Linked DNA regions of Homo sapiens: region 2 is linked to region 1. The links are chromatin loops, found by intact Hi-C in ENCODE. Cell type or tissue: endothelial cell of umbilical vein. All regions are shown on one strand.

Region 1 (2,500 bases):
CCAGGCTGGCCTCAAACTCCTGACCTCAAGTGATCCACCCACCTTGGCCTCCCAAAGCACTGGGATTACAGGCATGAGCCACTGTGCCTGGCCAGAATAACATATTTTGAAACTGAAATAATTACAAACATGAGAAATATACAATAAAGGTTTCATCAGAAATGACATTAGGGGCTGGGCGTGGGGGCTCACTCCTGTAATCCCAGCACTTTGGGAGGCCGAGGCAAGCGGATCACTTGAGTTGATGAGTTTGAGACCAGCCTGGCCAACACGGTGAAACCCCGTCTCTACTAAAATACAAAAATTAGCTGGGCATGGTGGTGCACGCCTGTAATCCCAGCTCCTCAGGAGGCTGAGGCAGGAGAATCACTTGAAACAGAGGTTGCAGTGAGCCGAGATCACACCACTGCACTCCAGCCTGGGTGACAGAGCGAGACTCCATCTCAAAAAATAAAATAAAATAAAAAATAATAAAAAGACATGACATAAGGAAAGGCCTATGGATTTTTGTTTATTTTAGATCCAAGTATTAACAGCTTTATTTTTCTTTTCCAGCTTCAGAAAGTATGATAATACATCCCACAGAATTAGCCCATAAAACACTCTCAATTCTTTACTCAAACAGGGTACAACAAGATCAAATGAGACAGTATTTGGGACCCCTCCTGTGATGGGATTATTAAATGTCAAGGTTTCATGAAGAGTCATGCAGGCATTCTCTGGTTTCTTTAAATGGCCCTTGGCTATTGTAATCTCTTTGATAGTCCCTAATGCACTGGTCCAGCGAGGACACAAAGTCCCAGCCTCAGCAGCCCTCAGAGAAGAGCAACTTGGTATTACAGCTTGTGCTATGGTAGGTGGGATAGGGTTGTTTCAAGAGTAGGGGAGGAGGGAGAGTAGAAAGGAAGGGAGGGAGGGAAAACATTCTCTTATCCTTGGGAAACTTGCAGGATCACTTCCCTCAATGAGTTTATGCAAGCAATCTCCACCTCCCACTGCTCCTTACAGGTCAGCGAACCCATTCAGGGATTAGGAAGTGACCCAAAAGCACCGGTGTGAGGAGAGGCTGCATAGCAGTGGAAACGCTTGGAGAGAATGCTGCATCCTGTTTAACTTGGCCTTGCCAATGCCAAACCCTTTCTCTGTGGATGTTTTTTTTAGTTAAAGAGCGATAACGTCCTCCTTTTAATGGCCTTTCCTCTCACGGAATGGGCTATTCTCTGTACTTGTGTACCCACTCTCACTGTGTCACTTAAACTCTCCTGCTTTAGCCTCCTCATCTGTGATGCAGGGAGCATGCCCAAATTTACTTACGTCATAGGGCTACCATGTGGAAAGTGCCTGGAAATGCTAGCGTGACGCGCCTATGAAAATGACACAATATAGTATAAGTCCTTACGGTGCACATGAACTGCGTTAACATCCATTATATATATTTTGCATCTTGCTGTTGGCCATTCCATTAAGAGAAAATAAAGGGAGAATGTGGGAAGTTAAATAAAACTTGAAAATGTGTGCTAGTGGCTAGAACAAAGCTAGAGTTCTCTAGAACCACATTTATGAAACACGGCAAAATAGAAACTTGGTGATATCCACGGCTGTTAGAATGATGGCCATCAGTCATGACTGACTTACAGCTTCAGGAGTTTTAAAGACAGCATTAGGAGAAATGTGAAACCTCAAATACGGCCATAGGTGGATCATTAAGTCTAATTCCTCATCTCCTAAACAGTTTGTCTTTTTCCAGTCGTTAGGAAACTGCCTGCACCCTTCTGGAGCACAACTAGTCAGTGGCTTGGTCTGGGCACCCTCTCTCTATTGACCAACAGCGCAGGGAGTTGCTGGCATTATCAAGATGTCTGGGGGTCTCTGCCAGCCTGTCTCCTTGTATGAGACCACTTGAGAGCAAGGGTGTCCATGGATTTCAGTGCCTCATCTCTCCTCAGGATGAGACACTTTATCCCTCACCCGGTAAAGCTTTAGCAGTACACTACTACCTGTAGCAGGAAGCCCCAATCTCCATTTCCTACTGTCCAGCTTTTATTCATCATTCATCCCATGATCCTTAATTCTGTCCATACTTCAAGGTCCATGACAATCCCTGCCTCCTTCCCTGGGGAGTCTAAGCCACGTACCCAACTGAGCCTGCCCTGTCTGCTTTGATTACATGAGCACATAAGCAGTCATAGACTGTCAGGTTTGGACAGGGCCTTAGAGAACATCTGTTCAAGCCTTTTTTTTTTCTGAGACGGAGCCTTGCTCTTGCTCTGTCACCCAGGCTGGAGTGCAGTGGTGCAATCTCGGCTCACTGCAACCTCCACCTCCCAGGTTCAAGCGATTCTCCTGCCTCAGCCTCCCGAGTAGCTGGGATTACAGGTGTGCACCACCATGCCCAGCTAATTTTTGTATTTTTAGTACAGACGGGGTTTCACCATGTTGGTCAGGCTGGTCTCGAACTCCTGACCTCGTGATCCACTCACCTTGGCCTCTCAAAGTGCTG
Region 2 (2,500 bases), 53 kb before region 1:
AAAAAGATGCACAGCCCTACTCATAATAAAGGAAATGCAAAGGTTTCTTAAGACACAAAAAGTACTAACCAGAAAAAAAAATGGGTTTGCATTTCACAAGAATTAAAATTTCTGATCTTGGAAGGATACCACTGAGAAAATGAAAAGGCAAGTTGCAGACTAGGAGAAAATATCTCTATATTAAAAGAACTTGTATTTAGAAAATAAAGAGAACTCTTACAACTTAATAATAAAGAGACAAAAACTTGATTTTTGGGGAAAAGATTGGAAGAGAAACTTCACCAAAGAGGAAATATAATGGCAAATAAGAAAAGACGTGCAGTTTGCAGTCCTCAGGGAAATGCAAATCAAAACCATAAAGAGACAGTGCACCCCACCTCCTCGGAGAGCTGAAGCTAAAGGCCAGCGATGCCCGATGTCTGTGAGGATGTGGGGCAGGAAGGGCCCACACACTGCTCCTAGTGGGGATGGAAACTGGCAAAACCACTTTGGAGGAAGGTCTAGTGACTGTTTAAGTGTGCGCTCACCATGTGATCCAGCCATTCCACTCCTGTTTACTCCAAAGAAACGAAAACACATGTCCACAGAAAAACTTGAGCCAGAATGTCCGCAGCAGTCTTACTCAGAATAGGTACAAACTAGAAACCACACAAATGATCATCAACGGGAAAGCAGAGAAATTGTGGTGTATCCGTACAGTGGATACTCCTAAGCCATTAAACTACTGATGGGTGCGACAACACATATGAATCTCAGTGTCTTTATCCTGGGTCAAGGAAGCCCAACTGGAAGGGGTGGGGAATGGGGTCGAAGGGTACGAGGGGTACAAGGTGGCAGTTACGTAGTATGAATAGTCTGGAGGTCTGATATACAGCACAGGACTACTGTTAATCATGCTGGACTGTACACTGGAAATTTGCTAAGAGTAGATTTTAGGTGCTCTCACCACATGCTATGGGAGTTCACAGATGTGTTAATTTCCTTGACTGTAGTAACCATTTCACTATGTGATATAAAGATACCTTACACACTTTGAATATATACAGTTTTTAAGAAAACAACCCTAACACAGAAGACATCATACTTCATATTTCATTTATATGAAATCCTACAAGGGCAAAAACCCATCTGTGGTGACAGGAAGTAGATAATTTGTCACAACTCAACAAACTGGACACTTAAAGTGGGTGTATTTCATTGTATGTAAATCACACAATACAGCTGATTGAAAAAAAAAAAGCTGCACTGAGATAACGCTGGCAAGAACCTCACTGCTTCACAATATGTTCTGTTTGTGAGCCTGTGGTGGAACCACTCTCATACCTCCCTGGTGACACACAGAGCAGTCCAACCCCTGCAGAGGACAATCTGGCAACAGCCACGATTCCTACGGCTTAACTTTTGACCCGGCCGTCTCACTTTTAGGAGTCTGTCCTGAAGACACACCTCCACTATACGAAAGGATATTATCCCCTGCTGCATGATCTCTTACAGGAAAAGACTGGGAACAGGCCCAAGAGGCCCTCAGCGGGGAACCAGCTGACTAAACCATTTGATGCACATCCACACCTGGACTACTGTGGCCCTGAAACACAGTGAGTTCAATCGGCTGATACGGGGGCTCAGTTCCGGGATTTCTTTAGTGAAAGAAAAGAAGAAAGAAATGCAGAGTATCTGTAGCATACCACCTTTGTTTAAGAAAAAAAGGTTTTTAATTTTGCAAATATAAACACAGGAACGATAAAAGGAGAAATTAATTTAAATGCCTCCCTATAGAGGGCAGGTGGGGATGAAGGCGAGACTGCTCTGAGCATGCCTTTTAATTTTGAATCATATATCTTATATATTTTAAAGACTAAAAAAGGAAACCAAAAATACAAGCAACAACAAAATAAGTAAACTGGAGTTAGTCAAAATTTAAAATTTTTGTGCTTCCAAGGACACTATTAAGAAAGAGAAAAGATAGCCACAGAATGAGAGAAAATAATTGCACATCATGTATCTGATAAGAGACTTGTATCTAGAATATATAAAGACAGGAGTTTGAGACCAGCCTGGGCAACATAGTGAGACCCCATCTTTAAGAAATTAAAGAAAAAATACAAAGGCCATTTACAACGCAATAATAAAAAGAAAACACAATTTAAAAATGTGGCAAAAGTCCAAGCGTGGTGGCTCATGCCTGTAATTTCAGCACTTTGGGAGGCCAAGGTGGGAAGGTCACTTGAGCCCAGGAGTTCAAGACCAGCCTGGAAAACACAGGGAAATCCTGTCTCTATCAAAAAAATTTAAAAACTAGTTGGGTGTGGTGGTGCACACCTATAGTCCCAGCTACTCTGGAGGCTGAGGTGGGAGGATCCCTTGAGCCCAGGAGGTCAAGGCTACAGTGAGCCATGACCATGCCACTTACACTCCAGCAAGACCCTGTTTCAAAAACAAAACAAAACAAAAAAAGGGGCAAAGATGTTGGATAGACATTTCTCCAGAAAAAGACACAAAT

The links. Hi-C counts contacts between places; a loop is a spot of excess contacts. Peaks named below come from ENCODE experiments on the same cell type or tissue, not always from the same donor. Only the 100,000 strongest peaks of a DNase experiment are listed, where the experiment ranks them.
Region 2: it touches region 1 in a loop (5-fold over the local background); 4 of 110 quality-filtered maps call a loop at or near these places.

Annotation. Positions count from the first base shown.
Region 1 is chr3:11,494,823-11,497,322 of GRCh38, reverse strand. The region is part of intron 20 of ATG7 (autophagy related 7); the gene reads right to left. Among named protein-coding and RNA genes, the nearest start is that of VGLL4, 150 kb to the left of the region's middle. In endothelial cell of umbilical vein, no CTCF peak of the experiment used is centred here; a DNase peak (open chromatin) is centred at 1,082; H3K27ac peaks cover 2,238 bases.
Region 2 is chr3:11,547,804-11,550,303 of GRCh38, reverse strand. All of the region lies in intron 20 of ATG7 (autophagy related 7), which reads right to left. Among named protein-coding and RNA genes, the nearest start is that of VGLL4, 95 kb to the left of the region's middle. In endothelial cell of umbilical vein, no CTCF peak of the experiment used is centred here; a DNase peak (open chromatin) is centred at 1,373; H3K27ac peaks cover 903 bases.